Regions from separate parts of the Homo sapiens genome. Here region 1 is linked to region 2. A link is an interaction called in ENCODE POLR2A ChIA-PET data of the cell type or tissue named here. Cell type or tissue: PC-3. All regions are shown on one strand. Links, peaks and the distances in the headings refer to the core of each region. The heading gives the core; the rest is flanking DNA.

Evidence for each region. Peaks named below come from ENCODE experiments on the same cell type or tissue, not always from the same donor. Only the 100,000 strongest peaks of a DNase experiment are listed, where the experiment ranks them.
Region 1: POLR2A ChIA-PET joins it to region 2 with 9 read pairs; 1 of 35 experiments calls an interaction of 5 or more read pairs at or near these places.

The regions. Positions count from the first base shown.
Region 1 is chr13:48,822,426-48,835,082 of GRCh38, reverse strand. No RefSeq gene overlaps it. Among named protein-coding and RNA genes, the nearest start is that of FNDC3A, 150 kb to the left of the region's middle. In PC-3, for the core only: no CTCF peak of the experiment used is centred there; a DNase peak (open chromatin) is centred at 5,882; H3K27ac peaks cover 2,098 bases.
Region 2 is chr13:49,079,313-49,091,969 of GRCh38, reverse strand. All of the region lies in intron 3 of FNDC3A (fibronectin type III domain containing 3A), which reads right to left. Among named protein-coding and RNA genes, the nearest start is that of FNDC3A, 110 kb to the right of the region's middle. RefSeq lists enhancers at 8,549-8,638, 8,849-8,908, 9,099-9,348. In PC-3, for the core only: no CTCF peak of the experiment used is centred there; no DNase peak of the experiment used is centred there; H3K4me3 peaks cover 567 bases; H3K27ac peaks cover 2,059 bases.

The sequences.
Region 1 (12,657 bases), core at 3,523-7,522, 260 kb after region 2:
TATGCAGCAATAAAAATAACAACTTACTGCTACAGGCAATATAGATAAATCTTACAAACATAATGTTAAGCAAAGAAGCCAGAAATAAAAGGGGGTAGTGAATGGGGGAGTTATTGGATTACTCATTCAATTTCTTATTGAGGATTCACTCGCTTTCTATTTCTTCTTATGTGAATTTTATTAATTTCAAGTTTATTAGCATAAAGTTAACTATAATCATTTCTTAAGGGTTTTACGGTTGTATTGTAGTTGCAGTTTTCACCTGATTTCTTACCTCCAAGAATTCTTTTATACTCTGGGCCACTGTTGGTAGCCTCCTTGTGTCCTCCAGTGACATTATAATTTATTCCTCTTCTGTCCTCTTAAAAGTTTTTTTTTGTTGTTATTTCAAGGGATTTTGGGAAAGAGGAAAATATGTATTTGCCTTTTTCTTCAATTCTCTCAACCAGCATCATTTTTGGGTATGTGGTATTTACATATATTAAAACAATGTAAAAGACTCTAACCAATAGATAGTATTTTAGTGCTATTAATATATCCTCAATGAAAACTCTTATTGGAAAATTGTTATCATTAGCTATTTGTTACTTTTTATTAAAGTTCTTGTGAAGGAAGTCAGTGGGAATTAGGGAAAAATATTCTGTCATATTTTTGTGAGAGTCCAAATACTATTTATCAAGCAAATATTATTTATCAAGCAAATGCCTCAGGGCATGCTTGTTATTTCATTCAAATTCATATCACCGTGAAAGTAGTAAGTCTATGTGGCAGTCATAATTTTATTGTAGATGAATCTGAAGAAAAATAGAAACCAAGAGCCCTATGACAAATAAGCAGTCAATGGCAGTTGTAGGAAAAGTTGCAAATGAGTCAAGGTGACACATGCAAAATATTCTCGTGATCTCTAAGAGACCCTGTGAACCTCTGCATCAAGTCAGAGAGTATTTGTTTACAAATAATTAAAGAGCAGTATCCATCTCAACAGCACCACCGGATCATATTAACAGGCACAAGTGCTTTCACAATTCTGTGGGCAAAAAATAATTTTATATCTAGAATTCCATACCCAGAAAAACTATCAACCTTCTGTGAGGATAGAATAAAAACATTTCAGACATGCAAGACCTCAAAAAATTTATCCCCCATGTACGTTTTCTTAGGAACTTGCTGGAGGAAGTGTTTTGCCAAAATTAAGGATTAAACCAAGAAAGAAGAAGGTGTAGGATCCAACAAACTGAACACTCAACATAAGAGGGAGGTGAAAGGTACTCCCAGGAGAATAATCAACAGAGAGCTCACGTTGACCACTGTAGAACAGACTTTGAGAACACTGGTCCAGCCTGTAACAGATCAGAAGGTCCTGGGAGATACACCTTCAAGAAGATAAAGCTTGTACCACACCTATATGTGTTTAAACATACAGGCATACCTCGAAGATATTGTGGGTTTGGTTCCAGACCACTGCAATAAAGCAAATATTGCAATAATATGAGTCACATAAGTTTTTGGTTTCCCAGTTCATACACTTATACCGTATTGTAGTCTTTAAAGTGTGCAATAGCATTATGTCTAATTAAAAATATTTTATTGCTAAAAAAATGCCAACAACAATCTGAGCCTTCAGTGAGTCACAATTTTGCTGATGGAGGGCCTTGCCTTGGTGTTGATGGATACTGACTGACCAAGGTGGTGGTTACTGAAGGTTGGGGTGACTATGGCAATTTCTTAAAGTACAACAATAATTACGTTTGCTGTATCAATTGACTCTTCCTTTCATGAAAGTTATCTCTCTAGCATGCAATGCTGTTTGAAAGCATTTTACCCACAGTGGAACTTTTTTCAAAATTAGAGTCAAATCTTCTCAAACCTTGCCACTGCTTCATCAGCTAAGTTTATGTAATATTCTAAATTCTTTGTTATCATTTCAACAATGTTCACAGTATCTCCACCAGAAGTAGATGCCATCTCAAGAAACCACTTTCTTTCCTTTTTTTTTTTTTTTTTTGAGATGGAGTCTCTGTTGCCCAGGCTGGAGTGCAGTGGTATGGTCTCAGCTCACTGCAAGGTCTGCCTCCCGGGTTCACGCCATTCTCCTGCCTCGGCCTCCTGAGTAGCTGGGACTACAGGTGCCCGCCACCATGCCCGGCTAATTTTTTGTATTTTTAGTACAGAAGGGGTTTCACCGTGTTAGCCAGGATGGTCTCAATCTCCTGACCTCGAGATCCACCCACCTCGGCCTCCTAAAGTTCTGGGATTACAGGCATGAGACACCGCACCCAGCAAAGAAACCACTTTCTTTGCTCATCTGTAAGAAGCAATTCCTCATCTGTTCAAGTTTTATCCTGAGATTGCAGCAATACAGTCAAATCTTCAGGCTCCACTTCTAATTCTAATTCTCTTGTTATTTCTATCACATCTGCAGTTACTTCCTTCACTGAAGTCTTGAACTACTCAGAGTCATCCATAAGAGTTGGAATCAACTTTTTCTGGACTTCTGTTCATGTTGATATTTTGACCTCCTCTTATGAATTAAAAGTGTTCTTAATGGTATCTAGAATGGTGAATCCTTTCCAGAAGGTTTTCAGTTTACTTTGCTCAGATCCATTAGAGGAATCACTGTTTATGGCAGCCACAGCCTTATGAAATGTATTCCTTCGATAATAAGACTTGAATGACAAAATTACTCCTTGATCCATGGGCTATAGAATAAATATTGTATTAACAGGCATGAAAAAAACATTAATCTTTTTGTACATCTCCATCAGAGCTCTTTGGTAATCAGGTGCGTTGTCAAAGGAATCTTTTTTTCTGAAGAGTAGGTCTCAACAGTGGGCTTGAAACAGTGAGCTTCCTTGCATCTCTCAGCCTGTAAGCAGATGTGCTGTCATTCAGGCTTTCTTGTTCTATTTATAGAGCATGGGCAGAGTCAATTTAGCATAATTCTTAAGGCCCTAGGATTTTCAGAATAGTATATGAGCCTTGACTTCAACTTAAAATCACCAGCTGCACTGGCCCCCAGTGAGAGAGTTAGCCTGTCCTTTCAAGCTTTGAAGCTAGGCATTGACTTCTCCTCTCTAGCTATGAAAATCCTAGATTGCATCTCCTTCCAGTAGAAGACTATTTCAGCTACATTGAAAATCCGTTGTTTAGTGTAGCCACCTTGATTAATTATCTTAGCTAGATCTTCTGAAAAACTTGCCACAGCTTCTCAATCAGCACCTGTTGCTTCTCCTCTCACGTTCAAGTTATAGGGACAGCTTCTTTCCTTAAACTTCATGAATCAACCTCTTCTAGCTTCAAACTTTTCTTCAGCAGCTTTCTCACCTGTCTCAGCCTTCACAGAATTGAAAAGAGTTAGACTTTACGCTGGATTAGACTTTGGCTTAAGGGAATGTTGTGGCTGGTTTGATCTTCTATCCAGACCACTCAAACTTTCTCCATATCAGCAATAAGGCTGATTTTCTTTCTTATTATTTGTGTGGTCACTGGAGTGGCACTTTTAATTTCCTTCAAAAATTTTTCCTTTGCATTTGTAACTTGGCTGACTGGCGCAAGAGGCCTAGCTTTCGGCCTTGTGTCAGCTTTCAACATGCCTTCCTCACTAAGCTTAGTCATTTCTAGCTCTTGACTTAAAGTGAAAGGCATGCAACTCTTCCTTTCACTTGAACACTTAGAGGTCATTTTAGGATTATTAACTGGCCTAATTTCAATATTGTGGTGTCTCTTAAGATAGGGAGGCCCGGCGAGCTCGGTGGCTCATGCCTGTAATACTAGCACTTTGGGAGGCCGAGGTGGGCATATCACTTGAGGTTAGGAGTTCGAAACCAGCCTGACCAATATGGTGAAACCCCATCTCTACTAAAAATACAAAAAAAAATTAGCCTGCCGTGGTGGTGGGCACCTGTAATCCCAGCTACTCAGGAGGCTGAGGCAGGAGAATTGCTTGAACCCGGGAGACGGAGGTTGCAGTATGCTGAGATCACACCACTGCACTCCAGCCTGGATGACAGAGCGAGACTCCATCTAAAATAAATAAATAAATAAAAGGGTAAGGAGGCCCACGGAGGAGAGGGAGAGAGACAGGGGAGTGGCCAGTGAGCGGAGCAGTCGGTACACATGCAACATCTATTGATTAAACTCACTGTCATTTGCGGGCATGGTTTGTGGGCCCCCAAAACAATTACAATAGTAACACCTAAGATCACTGATCACAGATCACCACAACAGACACAATAATAATGAAAAACTTTGAAAGATTGTGAGAATGACCAAAATGTGCCACAGAGACACAAAATGAGCACATGCTGTTAGAAAAATGGCACCAATAGACTTGTTCAATGCAGGTTGCCACAAAATTTCAATTTGCAGAAAGCAAAATATCTGTGAAGCACAACATCTGTGAAGCACAACAAAAATGAAAAGCAATAAAATGAGTTAAGCCTTTATAAGACACAACTATAGGGAGTTTGGGTTGAATTTGTGATTATTCATAGAAAATTAAGCAAAATGAAAATGTGATAATTATTAACTCCAGGGAAAAGAAAACAGAAAGGGAAATTAATCATAATATTCTGCATAGCTCAACTGTGAATAATATTTATGTCATCAAATAAATACCAGTAACTGAACTAAATAAAATTATGATACAGCTACACAGGGAGAAGGGGGGGATAAAAACTTTATGTTTTGTTGTTGAGGTCATTCCTAAAGTTGAAACAATATAATGTTTAGAGATATTGAGGTAAATAACCAAAAGAATCAGCTAAAACCTGCTTTAAAGTAGCTGCCTTTGGGACATAAAAGCAGATTGGGAACCACTATTTTTCATAACAAGTCTGGTAGAGCTATTTGACTGCAACAATAGCACGTTGCATTATAATAAAAACAGAAACCAAATAAATAAGTGTGTGAAGATACTTGAATTTTATGTGATCTTAGGCAAGTAACTTCATCTCTCTGGACGTCGTTTGTAAAATAAAGAAAAGAATAGTAACTTTTCATTTTGGATGATCTCTGACCCAATAAGTTTAAGTGTTAAGCTACTTTAAGCTACTCAGAAAACAGAGTTCCAATTTCATAATTGGAAGGGATAATATTGTCATGTAGTTGGATCCCTCAGTTTCCAGGAGGAAACACAGAGAATCTAAGTGATTTATTCACAGGTACTGGCTCATTTATGGCTGAGAACGTATTGAGACATGGGTCTCCAGCTCTTGATCCAAATATCTTTTAAAAATGTTACCACAATGACAATAAGAGAGGGCATTTTATCTCTCTTGTGAAAAAGAGAACTAAAACCACATAGAACCACATAAACCCAACTTTTGAAATATTACTACTTCCTGTGCTAAAGCCAGATAAGTGGTTTAATTGAACCTCTCTTCTTCTACCCTTTTCACCTCTCTCTTGATAGAGTTGTGTGCCTGCCTCCTATTGCAGCAAAGGTTTAAGCCAAGAAAGACACATTTTTAATATACAGATGGATACAGAATATCACCAGTATTCATTTCTATTGTATGTCACCAAACCTTCCCTGAGGCCATTAGTAATTTTCCAGACTTATCTCTGCACTCTGAGTTTGCGACTGAATCAATGCTGGGGTTATAACAGAGACACAAAATGAGTACATAAAGCACGAGATGGTTGGAAAACAGTGTTACAGGTGACATTCTGCCCAGAGCACATTCTGTATGCTGTGAACCTCTTCCCTTCCCCCAGTCAATTTGCTATGCTCGCCTGCATGCAAATACAAGAGGGAAATCTAAGAGACCAGTTACTAAGGAGACAAAACAGGTGCTTATGTGAGTCATCCTCTCTGTGGAGGGAATCGGGCAAATTTTCTATGATGGAAGCTTTGGTGATGATTAATTCACTTTTGACATCCACATTTCAATGCAAAAGGGCTTAAGAATTAATTTCAAATTAAACCTTTTCTCCCCCCCTACAACACTCAGAACCAGGATGGAAGAGGTTTAGGCAGCAGACTGTCAGGTAACAGCAGAAAATGATTCACTGCCTTATTATGTGGGCTGGGGTTACAGGAGAATCCCTGCATTCTTCTTAGGGAAGGAATGAGAGAAGCAGAAGCTTCTTCCAAATGAATAGGCAACTCTGCCTCTGGACCAAGAAAAGCTTGGGTGACAAATCAGTCATTTGCTCCAGTAGAAAGAGCTAGAAAAGGGACTGAATGCTGAAGTGATCCTCTCTTGTTGTGCTAAATTCTGCAGAACAGCCAGTCCCATCCAGGCAGTCAGCCCTGATAACATAAAGGACTTGGGGAGCATGAAGGGGAATGATAAAACAAGAGGGAATGTTTAATTTTTTCTTGACCTTCTTTCTGGGAGGCAACAACATGGTAGAAATATCATGGATTTAGCAATCAGACTGATGGTGATTATACCAGCAATGCCACTTAATAGCTCTGAAGTCTTAGACAATGACCGTGGACCCTTCAGAGCATCAGCAATATGTGAATAGTGCCTCCTCACAAGATTGTTGTGAGGACTTGTATACAGTAGGCACCTAAGAAATTTTGGGATTTCCTTTTCTTACCCTATGACCCATAAACACAAGTTTAGATAGAATCACAGAATCTCTGTGCTGAAAGACAGCATTAGTGATCTAACTTGGCCATTCAGAATGCTTGAAGAAATGCTAAAACCCCTAAAGGAAGTACAAAGGTCTTCCAGTTTCTGCTAAAAATTCTCTAGCAAGGGGAATTTCCACTCTAGAAGGAGGTCCTTTTATATTATGATATTAATATATTAGAAAGCCCTTTTCCTATTTGTCTTAATTCAATCCCCTAGAGCCACATAGAACTAGTCTAATCACTTCCATGGCAAACACAATACTTATTTTCTTCTGATGTGATTTCTTCCTTACATGATATACAACTTTCTTACATCATTCTGATTGCTGTTTCTCCAAGAGGTTATGCCAAAGACTGTGCTCTAGCCACCCAAATCATTCATTCTTCTTTTTTTTTTTTTTGTTCTTATGGTTGGGTAGACTCATCTTTAGTAAAGATAGCTGAAATACCTTTCCCAGCCTCCCATGCAGTTAGATATGAGTATATTGTGGGTTACAGTGGAATGTGAGCGGAAATTATGATTGTCAATTCCTGGCCAGCATCTAAAGCAGTAGATAAGTATTCTACATGCCCTTCCTTCATTCTGTCAGTAGTAACCTGGTCACAGTGGTGCCCCTGTTTCACCCCTATGGTAGGTGACAACGCTCTGTTGAATGATGAGGCAATGGTAATGGAAAGAACCTGGTTCCCTGAAGGACTTCATCAAAGAGAGCTGCCTGTCAGCCTAGGACATCACCTGGGACTGTTATACAAAAGAGAAAGCAACTTCTTTGTTCCTTAAGCCATTGTATCAATGTCTCTCATTGTATCAGCAGCCTAGACTTACCCTAAGTAACGTGGTTTGGCTGTGTCCCCTCCCAAATCTCATATTGAATTCTAATACCCAGTGTTGGGGTAGGGACCTGGCAGGCGCTGATTGAATCATGGGGCAGATTTCCCACTTGCTATTCTTGTGATAGTGAATGAGTTCTCATGAAATCTGGTTGTTTAAAAGTGTGTAGCACTTCCCTCTTTGCCCTCTCTCTCCTGCTCCACCATGATAAGATGTACTTGCTTCCCCTTCTCCTTCCACCATGACTGTAAGTTTTCTGAGGCCTCCCAGCCACGCTTCCTGTATAGCCTGTGGAACTGTGAGTCAGTTAAACCTCTTTTTTTCATAAATTATCCAGTCTCAGGTAGTTCTTTATAGCAGTGTGAGAATGGACTCATTTAGAAAATTGGTACCAGAAGTGGGGTATTGCTATAAAGATACTTGAAAATGTGGAAACGACTTTGGAACTGGATAATAGGCAGAGACTGGAACAGTTTGGAGAGCTCAGAAGAAGACAGGAAGATACAGCAAAGTCTGAAACTTCCTAGACACCTGTTGAATGGTTGTGACCAAAATGCTGATTGTGATATGGATAGTGAAGTCCAGGCTGAGGTTGTCTCAGATGGAGATGAGGAACTTGTTGGGAACTGGAATAAAGGTCACTCTTGCTATACTTTAGAAAAGAGATTAGCAGCTCTGCTCTAGGGATCTATGGAACTTTGAACTTGAGAGAGATGATTTAGGATATCTGGCAGAATAAATTTCTAAGCAACAAAGCATTCAAGCAGTGGCCTGGCTGCTTCTAAAAGCCTATTCTCATTTGCATAAACAAAAAATGACCTGAAATTAGAACTTATATTTAAAAGGGAAGCAGAGCATAAAAGTTTAGAAAATTTGCAGCCCAACCATGTGGTGGAAAGGAACAATCCGTTTTCTTGGGAGGAATTCAAGGCTACAGAAACTTGCATAAGAAGAGCCAAATGTTAATAGCCAACACAATGGGGAAAATGCCTCCAAGGCATTTCAGAGACTCTAGTGGCAGCCCCTACCATCACAGGCCTGGAGGCCTAGTAGAGAAAAATGGTTTTATGGACCAGGCACAGGGCCCTGCTACTCTGTGCTGCCTTGGAACATGGCATCCTGCATCCCAGCCACCTCAGCTCCAGCTGTGGTTAAAAGGGACCAAGGTAGAGCTCAGGCCATTACTTCAGATAGTGCAAGCCCCAAGCTTCCAACCCTTGGTGGCTTCCATGTGGTGTTTGGCCTGCAGATGTGCAGAAGGCAAGAGCTGCGGTTTGGAAGCCTCAACCTAGATTTCAGATGATGTATGGAAATGCTTGGATGTCCAGGCAGATCTGCTGCAGGGGTAGAGCCACCATGGAGAATCTTTACTAGGGCAGTGTGGCGGGAAAAATGTGGGGTTAGAGCCCCCACACAGAATCCTTACTGGGGCACCACCTAGTGGAGCTGTGAGAAGAGGGCCACTGTTCTCCAGACCCCAGAATGGTAGATTCCCCAACAGCTTGCACTATGTGTCTGGAAAGGCTGCAGGCACTCAAAGCTGGCCCATGAAAGCATCTGTGGGGGTTGTACCCTGCAGAGCCACAGGGGCAGGTGGAGCTGCCCAAGTCCTTGGCACCTACCCCATGGTATCAGCATGCCCTGGATGCGAGACATGGAGCCTAAGGAGATTATTTTGGAGCTTTAAGATTTAATGACTGCCCTGCTGGGTTTTGGACTTACAAGGTACCTGTAGCCCCTTTGTTTTGGCCAGTTTCTCCAGTTTGGAATGGGAGCATTTACCCTCATTGTATCTTGGATGTAGCTAACTTGTTTTTGATTTTACAGACTGGTAAAATCCAAAGACTTTGGATTTGTACTTTTAATGCTGGAATGAGTTCAGACTTTGGGGGACTGCTTGGAAGGCATTATTGTGTTTTGAAATGTGAGGACATGAGATTTAGGAGGGCCCAGGGGCAGAATGATATAGTTTGTCTCTCTGTCTTCACCCAAATCTCATGTTGAATTGTAATTCCCAGTGTCGGGGGAGGGACCTGGTGGGAGGTGATTGGATCATGGGGCAAATTTCTCCCTAGCTGTTCTCATGATAGTGAGTGAGTTCTCACAAGATCTGGTTATTTAAAAGTGTGTAGCATTTCCCCCTTCACTCTCTGTCTCCTGCTCCACCATGCTAAGACATGCTTGCTTCCCCTTCATCTCCACCAGGATTGTAAGTTTTCTGAGGCCTCTCAGCCATGCTTCCTGTACAGCCTGTGGAACTGTGAGCCAATTGAACCTCTTTTCTTCATAAATTACCCCGTTTCAGGTAGTTCTCTATAGTAGTGAGAAAATGAACTGATACGCTAACTAAAACAGGTCCTTCTAAGGTGTTCCTCAGAAATGGGTACAATGATAAAATTGTGTTGTGGTTTCACTGGAGCTGAACACTTACCTTTTGCTAGACACTATCATATTTTATAAATGGAATTCAAGACTAATTATTCTTATGTAGCCGTATCATATTGAATTTCAAATAATCTAAAATCCTGATACTTTTTTCTGTGTTGTGCTAAACCATATATCTTCCAACCTCTGCTTGTGGAATTTGTTTCTCCATGTAAAGGAAATTTCTTATATTTATCTTTATTAAACATCAACTTGATAGATTTAATCAATCATTCTAGTTTGCCAAGATCGTTTTGTTTGCTAAATCTGTCATCCACTCTCTTGGCACTCCTCCTGACCTCCAATGATCCATAGTTTTCAGTATCATGCCAGATATCACTTAAATTTAGCTTAATGTCACCCTTTAATGCTTGCATTAAGAAATAAAATACTATATATATATATTTTTTGCTAAAATGATCCTAGAGTTCTCAGTGTTAAAGGAAAAACTTTAGAAAAATTAAATGTAGTAGTGTTTAATTGAGCAAAGAATGATTTGCCAGTTAGGCAGCCCTCAAAATCAGAAGAGGTTCAGAGCTCTGCTGCACAATGTGGGCAGGCAGCATTTATGGACAGAAAACAGAAGTGAGGTGTAGAAGCAGCTTGATTGGTTACAGCTTAGCGTTTGCCTCATTGGAACATGATCTGATAAATTGGCTATCTGCAATTGATGACAGCTTAGCTGCTGTGATTGGCTGAGACTCAGCTACCTGTTACAAAATATACTACTAAGTTAAACATTCAGTTTAACTTAGTATAAAAGTATACGAAAGTATACTACTTTTACAAAAGTATACCATTACAAAAATATACTAAGTAAATATACTACTAAGTATACTACTAAGTCCACTTTTACAAAAGCATACTACTAAGTAAGTATACTTTTTACAAAAGCATACTACTAAGTCAGTATACTTTTTACAAAAGCATACTACTAAGTCAGTATACTTTTTACAAAAGCATACTGTTACAAAAGTATACTACTAAGTTAAACATTCAGTTAAACCAAAGTATACTACTAAGTTAAACATTCAGTAACTACTAAGTTAAACATTCAGTTAGTTATGCACTTAGTTAGGCTGCAGTTCATTACATAAGGACTCAAGTATGGAGGCATCCTCATGCCAAATGTAGTTTAATTTAACATCAGTCTACAGCTGAACAGCATCATGGCCCCTGTAGTGCAGGCAGGAGTTATAGGGTTGCCCCTCACATTGATGCAGTAGGAGGAACAGTGTGAAAAGGGCAGAGTTAGCACTAACATACCAGGAACCATATTTAGTCCAATGCCTGTCTTCTCTAGCCTGCAGCCCATGTCAAAACCTTGTCCACTTACAAGATTGTACTGCTTGTCACTAAAGAAAAAAAGAACAGTCCTTCTGCTTCTCAGCGAATGAGTTGATTTTATTCCTTCTCATTTGCAGATATATATATGCAAACACAAACATATAAACAAATGTGTTACTCTTTCAATGATCTGTCATCTGTAAACAGGCACACTAATGTTGCAAACCAATTAAAAATTAACAATGCGGCCGGGCGCGGTGGCTCATGCATATAATCCTAGTGCTTTGGGAGGCTGAGGTGGGCGGATCATGAGGTCAAGAGATTGAGACCGTCCTGGCCAACATGGTGAAATCCCGTCTGTACTAAAAATACAAAAAATTAGCTGGGCATGGTGGCGTGTGCCTGTAGTCCTAGCTACTTAGGAGGCTGAGGCAGGAGGATTGCTTGAACCCAGGAAGTGGAGGTTGCAGTGAGCAGAGATCGCACAACTGCACTCCAGCCTGGTGACAGAGTGAGGCTCCATTAAAAAAAAAAAATTAACAATGCAGCATCACTTTGAAGGCAAAACCAAGTTTTACCTTCTAGTAACTATTTGAAATCAGAGTATAATCACTCAATAAAAATAACTCAACTCTGATTAATTTTAGTAAAAGTGAAGGGGCTAATAATATAATACTTGCTAGAAATAGTTGGAATTGTTGCCCCGCAAATTACCTTAAATTTCTGTATGTTTCTGCTGCCAGACATACAGTGCTGACTGAACAACTGGAATGGGAGGGCAGAGCCTTAGGCTGGGACCTGTGGTGCAGCTCCAGCTGTGTGCTGTATTGCTGCAGCATCCCTTCCTTCTCTTCCCTTTTGTTACACCATCACCTCTCGAATTCCTCAGTTTTACTAGGAAATTTCCAGCTGGATATGCCCAGGACTCCAATTTTACACCAACTTAAGCAAGTGGCCTTAAGAAGGAAGATGTGATACACACTTGCTAGACCAAAAACGTACTGAGCCATCAGAGATGTTCTGACGCCCGGTGTTTTGAGTCCTGTTTGGAGTAAATTCAGTGTCATCAAATTTCAGGAGTGGAACAGACCTCAGAGACGCTAGAGGGGGTTTGGTGCATACCCACAAAATAAGAATTAACCATCCCTGGAGCAATGCTCCTCTGAGCAAGGCTCTGTGGAGCCTGACCTCTGAACACCAGCTGTTGTCATCTGTTAGGGTCCCCTAGTTTCTCTGCCTTACTTGGCTTCAGAGCAAAAATGTTAAAAATTGATCAATGGCCGGGTATAGTGGCTCACTATAATCTCAGTACTTTGGGAGGCTGAGGCGGGAGGATTGCTTGAGCTCAGGAATTTGAGACCAGCCTGAGCAATACAGTGGGACCCTGCCTTTGTTTTTTATTAAAATAAATTGAAATAAATAGATAAATAAATAAATTGATCAATGATGAATACATGAGAATTCCATTTAGCACCTCTTCCATGTTTATCTGTATAGCTTCTTTTTTTTTTTTTTTTTGAGACAG
Region 2 (12,657 bases), core at 3,301-7,300:
TGGTGGAAACTGAATATTTGACTATGGGTCATCAAGTCACCATGTGACCTAACTGCCCATCATGAACTGGGTGCTTTCTGACCCATCTAGCCATAAAGTGGTTTATGCATGGCAGCATTCCATCATCAAATGGAAGTGATCGAGCTTGAGCAGGTCTTGCAGGCACAAGTAAGTTACATGAGGAAGTGGCTCAAATGCCCATAGTCTCCACTCCTGCCACCCTGCCTTCTCTCCCCCAGCCTGCACCTATGGCCTCATGGAGAGTTCCCTATGATCAGTTGACACAGGAAGAGAAGATAGGGCCTGGTTCACAAATGGATCTGCATGATATGCAGGCATCACCCAAAAGTGAACAGCTGCAGCACTACAGTCCCTTTCTAGGACATTCTTGAAGGACAACAGTGAAGGGAAATCTTCCCAGTGGGCAGAACTTCAAGCAGTGCAACTGGTTGTGTACTCTGCATGGAAGTAGAAATGGCCAGATGTGTGATTACATACAGATTCATGGGCTGTACCCAATGGTTTAGCTGGATGGTCAGGGACTTCATTCCTCTGAGCATCTTTAAGAGAGTTGTTTTAAAGTCTCTGTTTTCTTTCACAGCCCCAGGAGTTGTTTTTTTTTTTTTAAGTCTGTATTTAGTAGATCTACCACTGAGTCTTTTTTCATGAACAATTTCTGTTTATTTCTTTTTTTTTCCTTTGAATGGGCAATACTTTTCTGTTTCTTTGTATGCCTTGTAATCTTTTTTTGTTGAAAACTGGACATTTAAATCTAATCATGTAGAAACTCTGGAAATCAGTTTCTTCTCTTTCCCCAGAGTTGGCTGTTTTTTGTTATTGTTCTGATTTTTTTATTGTTGTAGACTATCTCTTTGCCAAGGATCAGCCTGAGATGTACATTTAAGGTCTTCTGAGAGCCTATGTCTTTCCCTGAGCATGTATGGTCATTTTCAGTTTTCCCTGTAAAAGCAGATTTGAGACAGAGTCTTGCTATGTTGCCCAGGCTGGAGTGCAACAGCACAAGCATAGCTCACTGCAACCTTGAACTCCTGGGCTCAAGCAATCCTGCTGCCTCAGCCTTCCGAGTAGCTGGGACTACAGGCATACACCACCATGCCTAATTTTTAAAAAATTTTCAGTAGTAGAGATGAGGTCTCACTGTGTTGTCTTGAACTCCTGGCCTCAAACGATCCTCCTACCTTGGCCTCCCAAAGTGTCGTGATTACAGGCATGAGCCACTGAGCCTGGCCTATGGTACATGTTGACTGACCTAATCTTTAATGCATGGCTCCCAGACGGGGGAAAACAAAGTGGGGGATAAAAGGGTGTTGTTCTTTAAATCCCCTGGAAGTCACAACAGCCAGGGGGTGGGGTGGGGGGGCACTTGCAATAGAGGGTCGTACAATAACAATGGCTGCCCACTTCTTTGTTTGCATGTCTGTGACAGAAGCAGCAGTCAGAGGTCAAAGCACAGACCCCAGTCAGAGGTCAAAGCACAGACCCCCGATCTGTGCAATCTCCTGGATGTGTTTGTTTTTTTGTTTTGTTTTGTTTTTGAGACGGAGTCTCGCTCTGTCACCCAGGCTGGAGTGCAGTGGCGTGATCTTGGCTCACTGCAACTTCTACCTCAAGTGATTCTCCTCTCTCAGCCTCCTGACTAGCTGGGACTACAGGCACATGCCACCATGCCCAGCTAATTTTTGTATATTTTAGTAGAGACAGGGTTTCACCATGTTGGTCAGGCTGGTCTCGAACCCCTGACTTCGTGATCTGCCCACCTCAGCCTCCCAAAGTGCTGGGATTACAGGTGTGAGCCAGCGCGTCTGGCCTCTGGGATATGTTCTTAAAGAAAGTGGGCAAATTTCTCATCTCTTTTTCTTCTCCTGCCCTTTTCCATTCTCTTTGGCACATGGACATGGTGGTGAGCCAACCTGGATCATGCATACATTGGCAGCAACCTAGGGATGGCAGGCCAAGGCAAAAGTAACCTAGGCCACTTGTATAACCTATGGAGCAGCACCTCCATACAAGCACTAACTGCCTATCTTTGTACCGTAATTTATGAGAAAAGAAAAAAGTTCATATTATTTGTCTTAGTTTTTTATTGCTGTGTAACAAACAGTGGTTTTAAAAAGTACCCATTCATTAGTTCAGTTTTGTACTTCAGAAGTCTGGGTATGGTGTAACTGGCTTCTCTGTTCGGGGTCTCATAAGGCAAAAAAAGAAGCGTGAACTAGGGTGTATTCTCATCTGGAGGTTGGAGACCTCTTACCAAAAGCTTATGGTGTGGCAGAATTAAGTTTTGTGATTGCAGGACTGAGGTCCCCATTTCTGGTGGGTAGCCAGGGACCACAGTCAGTTCCCAGAGCCCACCCACATTTCTTGCCATGTGGCCCTTTCCATCTTCAAAGCCAGCAAGAAAACTCTTTCACTTGCTGACTTCCATCTCATGCTTCAAATCTCTTCCAGAAAGGCCCTCTTTTCATAAGGACTCACTTGATTAGTGAGGTTTATTCCAGACAATCTCTCTTTCTTAAAAGTCATCTGTACCATGCAATACAATATAACCCAATTGTGAAAGTAACATTCATCATATTCATTGTCCTGGAAATTATGTAGGTTATGTACAAGAGAAGGCAACAACACTGGGGGCCATCCTAGAATTTTGCCTACCACATTATTTAAGCTCTGGCTTCAGGTATCTGCTGCTTTAAAAATGGTTTTTGATAAATATAAAAATTTACTAAATTAATTTTTTAAATTGTGGTAAAATACAGATAAAACTTGCCATTTTAACACATTTTAAGTGTATGGTTCAATATTAGGTACATTTACATTGTTGTGCAACTATCACCACTATCCAACTCCAGAACATTTTTCATCTTCCAAAACTAAAATTCTGTACCCATTAAATACTAACTCTCCACTCTTCCCTCCCTCTAGTCCCTAGCAACCACTATTCTATTTTCTCTCTCTATGAATTTGACTATTTTGGATACCTCACGTAAGTGGAATCACACAATATTTATCTTTTTGTGACTGATTTATTTCACTTAACTGCTACATACTTTTGAAATTAAATTTTAATACACATCAGAAAACACTGCTGTGTGCAGTGCCTCATGCCTGTAAATCCTAGCACTTTAGGAGGCCAAGGCAGGAGAATCACTTGAGGCTACGAGTTCAAGACCAGCCTGGGCAACATAGCGAGACCCTGTCTTTACTTAAAAAAGAAAAAAAAGAAAAAAAGACTGAGAAGGAAGTACTAGTGCGGTTGGAAAAAAAACAGGAGAATGCATAAACTGTAGAAGGGCAATCAAGAGAACAGTGTCCAAGAAGAAGGAAATAATACACTGGGTTAAATATACTGGGTCGAATGCTACTGGTTCAAATAATACACTGAGGTCAAGTATGATGAGAAGTGAGAATTGACCACTCATTCTGGCTACACAGAGGTTACTGGTGACCTTGACAAGAGTGTAACAATCATTCAATCTAGAAGTAGTAGTAGTATATGATCACAATAGTTACTACTGTTATGGATTATTTTCCCATAGTATGAGAATTTTGGAGTGAAGCTGAGTGAAATAAAACTGTGCCCAAACATGATCTCTTTGGTGTCAGTTTCCAAGTAATTTCATGATGAAGTGGAACTAAAAAAATATTTTGAGGAAAAACACACGTAGTAGAAAAAGATTCCCTGTATATTGTATGTAACTATCTACTGGGATCATTTACTCAATTAACAAATACTTATTGAGTGCCTACATAGTGCCAGGAATAAATTTTATTATAATTGAATGTTTCCTTAATTATTCATATATAAAAGGTTAAAAATGGTTAGATATTAGAAAAATTTGCAATGGTCCATAAAGATAATATGTCTATTGGGCTAATCTTAACCTAAGCAAATAAGTAATGAAGCTAATGCCAATCAAAGCCTTTAGAAAACTTCATTCTAATAAAAATCTGATCATAGCATTCTAAGGAGAAGCAAATATCTGAGAAATCAAAAGCAGATAGCAACACCTTTCTTCTACAGAAAAATAGGTTTCTAAATTTCTGTTACCTAGAATATAACAACTATTTTTACGTAAAAATAACCGACTGCATAAATGTTCATTTAATTTATAAAACCAACCAACTTCCCCTCTTATAAAAAACAAGTTACCATTTTATTTTACTTACACATATTTATTTTATAATTGGTATTAGATATTCAAAAGGCAGCTTTTAAAATCAAACTAAATGGAAACTGCCTTAGATACATAATTCTTAGGAATTAGCTTAAAATCTGCCTAAAGTGAAAATCTTCTCTAGCTCTTTTGACTGTAAATTTTTGACTCTTGTAAAACATCCAAATTCATTTTTCTTGTCTTTAAAATTATCTAATCTTTCCATTTTTTCCCTATTCCAAGTCAATTTGCTTCTCTAGCCTCATTTCCTAGCTCTTATCTACTATTAGTAAGTGGCTTTTTTCCTAAAAGGGAAAACAGGAAGAGAGAATGGCACACAAAACAAACATTTTATATTCATATTTCTACCTACGTAATAAAATAGCATTTTGTGAGGCCAGCTCAAAAGAAGGCTTAGATCCTTTTATGTCCATTTTAGTCACTAAACGATATCAAAAGTGCCAGAATGCAAAAGGTTTGTGAACATTTATTCAAAAGCTAATATAAGATATTTCACATACTCATCTTTCTGGATCCTAATTTCCTTTTGTCATCAGTCATTAAAAAATTTTTTTAATCAATATTTTTGTTGCTTATTTTAATAGCACTCACTAAACTGGCTTAGATTTTATACTTCCAAGAGACTAACTATAACAGTGATATTTTGCTTATTAGGAACATGAAGAATTGATGACAACTGAATTTCCCTATATTTTCCTTTCTAACAAAAATATTGCAATTTTCTCTTAAATAAGTCTTATATAACACACTTTCTCTTGAAAAGTAACATTTAATAGCTCTCTGGGACATCCTGAGACTATTACACAATGTACTCGGAATGAATCATAGTCATTCACTTAAATTGAAATGGGCTGAATTTATGAATGGATGATCTGTTATAATTCATTTTTACAAACATGACTCATTAATGTTTCAAAGCTACTATTTTGAGCGACTCTAATTAAACTGATGTTTTCATATTAAAAGGGGAAGTATAAAGAGCAAATTTTTAAATACAATCATGATTTCCACCAGTATGAAAAATAGTTACCTATGCTTCAAAAAATTTTCTAATGGAAGTTAAGGTTGTTTAAGTAATGTATAAAGAACAAACTTCTCCATGGTTTAGTTTGCTAATTATGAAAAAAGTAAATAGTCATATGGGAATAAAAATCTACTACATGTGGTTTTGACTTGAGTTACTTATAATTTCAGTAGAACTTGGTCTGATTTGCTGTAATGCAAAGTCAGTGGGCAAAAGATAACCAGTGATCTTATAAAAAATTCTTATAATATCAATCTCCGTATTATTAAAATACATTTAAGACATGGTATGTAATTAGTATAGTTATGAATATGTAACTATTTGAGAGCTGGTAGAAACTTGTAGAATCTAAATTGCCCTAGCCCACCCTCATTTCAGTATATGCACAATACCGGCCAGAATTTAAGTAAATTACCTACGGCTATAAATTAATAGCATTTTAGGCTTGTGATGAACCTTAAAAGGCATGAACAATCCCCTCAAAAGAAATAAACCATCTTCTATAAATAAACCACCATCAAGTGAAGAGCCAGCAGATGCATTACCACCTACAAAGATAGATGGGAGAGGCTGGGTGCAGTGGCTCATGCCTGTAATCCCAGAACTTTAGGAGGCTGAGGCGGGTGGATCACCTGAGATCAGGAGTTCAAGACCAGCCTGGCCAACATGGTGAAACCTTGTCTCTACAAAAATACAAAAATTAGCCGGGCATGATGGCAAGTGCCTGTAATCCCAGCTACTTGGGAGGTTGAAGCAGGAGAATCACTTGAACTCAGGAGGCAGAGGTTGCAGTGAGCCGAGATCGGGCCATTGCACTCCAGCCTGGGCAAGACAGTAAGACTTGGTCTCAAGGGGAAAAAAAAAAAAAAAAAAGGATGGATGGGAAACTGATCACTCCTAACCCTCCTTTGACATCTCCGTTTATTACAAAGTTCTTCTTCATGCTAAGCTAAACTCTGTTTTCTTTTAACTTCCACCCATTGGTTCTAGAACCCAGGTCAATTTACTCCCAGACCTGTGCCTTTAATAACACACCATTAATTCTGTCACATAGTCTGTTACTTCTTTAAAGTTTTATTGTGATTATAGGAAGAAATGGTATACGTGTAATATCTCATGCCTACTGTTATAGTAACTGCAGCAAAAGTTGTAGTGACTATGATCTACAACACAATAGACACAACTTCTGATAAATTTCAGAGGTATTTCTAATATCAAAGCCCTGAAGTATCAAGAGTCATGAGGCTGAGGTGTCTCAGAGATTCCAGGATATCAGAGCAGGTTACTAGGAGTCTTACTTGCATGAGGACTCTACATTCCTCTCTCCTCCCCAACAAAGACATCCTGAGAGAAGAGGGCTTTGCTTATGTCTTATGGGCATAAGGATTTACACTAGAACATGAGAGAAGGACAAGGCCAGGAGCTCCAACTTTTGCAAGGCAAATAACTTACCATGAGGTAACAGAGTTGTGATTAATGGGATAGAGGCTCAGGGTTTATAACTATTTAACAAAATACTGGCTTAGTCTAGGGACTTGCTAAAAAATGCTCTGCAAAGGAGATGGCAGGTATTTGAAAAAGCTGACTAATTGCAGGAATGAGGATGGACGTGTGGTTATAATCATCACGATCCCACAGCACAGAAAGGGAGAAAATGGTTACTAACTGGTTGGGACATACCATCCCTTATGTTCAAAAAGACCTGTAATGGCAGGAAGAAGCAGGATCAGGTACTTGAGGAAATGAGGTGAGAGTAGAAAAGCAATGAACAGCAGCAGCAACGAAAAAGAAAAGTCAGATAGAGGAGTTGACAATAACTGCCCCCAGAAGCACCGGGGCTGGTTACTTCTTTAATGAGGGGACAGTAGAAGCAAGAAAGGATAAACCCCTACTGGCAGAAAAAGCCATACCAGCAACAACGAGGAGAAAACATCAATAACTCCTGAGAAGCTGTTCTGAGCCACTTGAAACCAAAAGGTTAGCAATAGGACTTCTAGGTGGAGCCTGATCATACTAACTCTAGTAGGTGACGAGGTTCACAATCAACACACTCTAGTAGTGTTAATTAGGTTCTTGTCTTCCCCAAGCAGCGTGAGGTATGAGAAAACAAAGGTGATACCTCTCAGAAAACTTGAATTCACCTTGATACTTTTTCTACACAAAGAGTCAAATCATGAGAAAATAAGCATAAACCCAGAATTTTTGGTCAAATGATCATCACCCAGGTGATATCTGTGGCTCACCATTTACATATTTAAATCAATATTTTCATATAACTGTATAATCTTAAATGGTGCTCATATTGAAAACTCTGAGGCACTAAAATATCCCCAAGTATGAAAAGTATATTTTTGGTATATAACAGTTACCAAGGCAAGCAAGTACTGTACACAAATAAAAATATTTTAGCAGTTCTTTTTAACATATTGACAGAATGCCCACTAAGCAAAAGGCATTATTTTAGCACAGATGATAAAAGATGAAACAGGCAATTTCTGTTGTTAAAGAAACAAAATGGAAGATAATACTCCACTTCAGTTAAGTAGGGTTTTTGTACCAAAATAAAGACGGCATTATTGTTCCTGCCCCTATGAGATTCAGAATGTAGTGGAAGTTTCTCTCTCCTCAAGTATTTATTTCACCAGTAGTGGGTATTAATAAATTAACTAGTTGATATACTATTTATAGGTCTACCATGAGCAATAACCATTCACTAGCTCAATTACCTTATGTGCCTGTGCACAGATAGACTTGTTAAATTTAACACGCTCATTCAGAGTCCTCATTCCCAGAAGTAACTAAAGAGAACTCAGTTTAATAAACAGATTATTCTGGAATCAAAGCATCTTTAGTTACAATAACTGCTGGAATTCACCTAATCACAATTATCTTTCTATGCTGGAATTACTTTTATAATATCACCCAACCAGGGTATGAACACATATGAAGATGGGACACTGTTATAACAAACAACTCCATTTTTATACAGCCATAGCTGTTCTTCCCCGTGTCAAAATCTGCTTCCTTAGCCGGGCATGGTGGTGAATGCAACCGTAATCCCAGCACTTTGGGAGGCCGAGGCGGGTGGATCACGAGGTCAAGAGCTTGAGACCAAGTCACTGCCCTCTTTTCTAGGTTAAACATCCTTCACGCATTTCTATAGTGTTTTATAAAGGTGATTTCACGCTTCTATGATCTCCTGGTTATCTTCCTTGGGACAATCCCAGTTTGTCAATACTTCTTTTAAACATGTTAAAAGAATACCGTCTAACCAGCATACACCACCATCTGTTTTGAACTTGCATTTCTATTTTTGAAGTCCAAGATTTCATTTGTTTTCCCTTTTGCAAATGGGATTCAATAGATGACTCATATTTAGTTCTAGTTCCGCTAAAATAAGCAAGTTCTATTCATAAAGTTGTCTTCTCTTGCACTGCAGTGGACGCTGTCATTTGTTTTAGTGCATAGAATCTGAAGTCCCTTTGTGTGTTTGAGGAGTCTCCTTGGTGTGAGATAAAGACCATCACTCCTACAGGTGCTGATAATTTGGCAGGCAGTGGTGGGTGGCTACAAAATTCCTGTTGCAGAAGTGGTATCTGTGCTAGAAGCAAGTAATACTGAGTTCTTAGTGGAGGAGGGGAAGGGGTATAATCACAGCATTGATGATGACTTCCTAATTAGACCACCTCTGTGTGGATGCCCTTTTTACCCTAGTTGGGCTCTGACTCTTCACTCTAATACATCCCCAGATTGTGCACTATCTGACCATGCTGGGACTCCTACAACCCAGGTCAGGCTACCCCTCCACACAGATGGCCTCCTCACTCTTGTTTGAGCTCTGATTCCCCATGCTGGATCATTGCATTGCGTCAGTGACTGCCTCATCCTGCTCAAGTTCTTACATGCCACACTACATACCTTCTTGATGATATCCTCCTCAGCCTTATACTCTGACTCCCTATACCAGGCTGCCTTCTTGTGTGAATTCCCTCTTCAGTCTGCTTGGGCTCTAACTCCCTATACTTGGCTATTCTCTGATGTGATATGGTTCTCATTCAATTAGGGCTCTGACATCCTACTCTGGGGAACTGCAGCTCACCTCTCCCATTCCCACTAGTGCACTGCCTATATTGTTCTGCCTCACCTAAGAGCTTCAGGACTGAGCTATTAGGAAGGAAAAGGAATGAGGACAGGAGGAGTCTCAATATCATCTTAAACTCTTTTGTGTTTTATAGGCAAGATTAAGTTTCAAAAAAGGAACCCCAACTAATACACACTATACAGTACCTAGATTTTTAAAATCAAAACGTAGAACTTTATATTTACTCCTATTAAATTTTATCCTGTTGGGTTTTTTTGTTTTTGAGATGGAGTCTTACTCTGTCACCCAGGCTGGAGTGCAGTGGCAGGATCTCAGCTCACTGCAACCTCTGCTTCCCGGGTCCAAGTGATTCTCCTGCCTCTGCCTCCCGAATAGCTGGGATTACAGGTTTGCGCCACCACATCCAGCTAATTTTTGTATTTTTAATAGAGACAGGGTTTCATCATGTTGGTCCAACTGGTCTCGAACTCCTGACCACAGGTGATCCGCCCCACCTCGGCCTCCCAAAGTGCTGGGATTACAGGCGTGAGCCACCGTGCTGGGCCTATCCTACTGTTTTTGACCTATCATTTCAATATGTTCTGATCTTCTTGAGTTTGACATTTATTAACGTTAGCAACTTTCTGACACTTAAACATTTCATAAACATGTTTTTATTTTTGTTAAAAAAAAAAAAAAAGGTACTGATTTAACAGGCTCAAAAGAAAGCCCTAGAGAACAAAATCCTGAGTAACACAACGTGAGACAAAGTTGCAGACTGGCAACGGTCTGATGATCAAATTTTATTTCATCTTCCTATAAAGGTATATAAGAAAGTCTGACAAATAAGCTTGAGAAAATAAACAGTGCTTATTCATTTTTGTCCCTCACTGAATACTGAATAAGTGAATGGATGAAGAATATAAGGTCTTTGTTTTTGTAGAAGCCACTTTGCAGAAAAATTATAATGTAGATGTGGTTAATCCATGATCAATGTAATTAGAGACTATATATGATGTAGGTCTTGGGTTCTATGGTTCCACAGATATAAGTAATATATCCCAAAAGATACGGCCTAATAATAATCTTCTCTATGACAAAATTATGTTCTAAGTCCTACATGATGTGTATACACACGGACACACACTATTTACATAAACAAGTGTAAGACACAATATATACTGAATATAATCTGACTGATACAATAGTAAGTGGCAAAGTTTGAACTCAAACCCAAGTACCCTTCTGCTTAACTACTGCCCTATTAAAGTATTAAATAATCATCAATATTTTTGCTTGTCTGTCTAAAACATAATATTTGAAGGAGCCAGAGCATATAAAAATTATTCAAGCATAGCTCGTCTGTGTATTTTTTGCTTTTCATAATTTTCTCTCTTACATGTAGTGGCATGGAATCACACCAAAGTAGAAGTGCCATAACAATGCAAAACCCCTAGATAGTTAATAAATTCTTACTCGTTAGCCCCATTTATTCATTCTGAGGTATCACAGACGAAAAGAGAAAAAGCCATACCTGCCTCTCATAAGGAGGGTTTTTAGCTACAACTGTTGGCTATAACACATCTACTTGTTTGACACATATAAATGCTCAAGAAACATCTGTTGTTTTCTCTTCTTCACTCACCTTAAACGTTTATTGAGAGTCTCTATGTGCTGGGTGCCATACAAAGCATCAGGGCTATAAACATATGTAAAAATATCTGCCTTCAATTATTTCTGTATGTGTATCTACAGCTAAAAGAGGAGAGAAACTAAAGCAAGGGCTTCACAGAACAGATGATATCTAGAGGAACCAATTTGTCATCAGGAGAGCCAGCTCTACACAGGATTCTTAAGTGTTTACTACATATTCTCTATGAAATATGCTTCTATGACCTTCCCAGTAACCCAAATTTAGAAACCTTGCCTAATTCCCTATTTTTCATAACTCTTCACAACATAAAACTAAGAAGGTAGTCTTTAGCACATGCTACAAAGATCTATTAATATAAAACCTAAAATCTCCCCATTCAATAAATTTTTACATTTCTACATACCAGTTACTAGGCAAAATACTTAATTTTCACAGTATCTCTCAATATACAAGACAATCTGTTGACATGCTATCAAAGCACTTCACTATGAAAACGTAAGAACAAGTTAGATTGTTTCAAAATACCTCTCAACAGAAAAAACCTGAGACAGACTCAAACTAGCACTCATTTCAAAAGTAATCAAGAATTTAAGTTAAAACCAGTGAATAATGGTTAAAGAAGGGGGAAAAAATGAGGTATGGGTTCATATCAGGAAATATAAACAGATCTAACCAATGACCAAAATGGAAAACTAGCAAAACAGAAGACTACACTTTTAGATATTTAAGAGTGGTGCCTTATCCAAAAGGACATGAAATAAGGTAAAGAACTAAGGGAAGACAGACATCAAATTCTGAAGAGGACTCAGAAAAAATGGTATGGGACAATAGAAAATGATCAAATCAAAAGAACAATGTAGATATTTTTAATTCTTTTCATTAAAAATATGAAAACTGTATTTTTTGAAACAAATATTGGGCCAGGTACAATTGTCCATGCCTGTAATCACAGTGCTTTGGGAGGCTGAGATGGGACGATTGCTTGAGCCCAGGAGTTTGAGAGCATCCTGGGCAACACAGTGAGAACTCAACTCTATAAAAGCATGGTGGCATGCACCTGCAGTCCTAACTGCTCAGGAGGCTAAGGCAGGAGGATCACCTGAGCCCAGGAGTTTGAGGCTGCAATGAGCTATGACTGTGCTACTACACTCCAGCCTGGGTGACAAAGAGACCCTGTCTCTTAAAATAGAAGACAAATAAATGTGGAAAAGTCCTTGTTTCTGGCCCACAGTGATTCTTCCCCAGTCCCCACCTTTTTTTTCCTTTTTATAGGGTGAAGGGAAGAGAGAGAAGCTCAGGAGTGTATTTGAAAGATTACATGTTATTATTTTATTGAACATTTCCAATGATGTTTGTAGTAGGAAGACTTTTGGTTCAACAGGTACCACATATTTACACAACTTTTTAGCAATTCCAATCTCTTTGTGGTTATTCAAATAAGTCAAGTCATTCTTTCCTTCTGTTGCTTTTGAACACTTTCCCTCTGTCTAAAGTGCCTTGAGACCCTTTGTCCATCTGACCAACTGCCACTGTTCTTCGAGGAGGCTCATGTGTCATTTTCTCCTGGAATAATTTTTTCTTTACATACCACTGAATGTTATAGTAACCCTCCTTCTATGCTCCCATAACACCCTATGTGTATCTCTTTTTATACTGTAATACAACTGTTAATTTTCCCTTTTTTTCCCCCATGACACTGTTC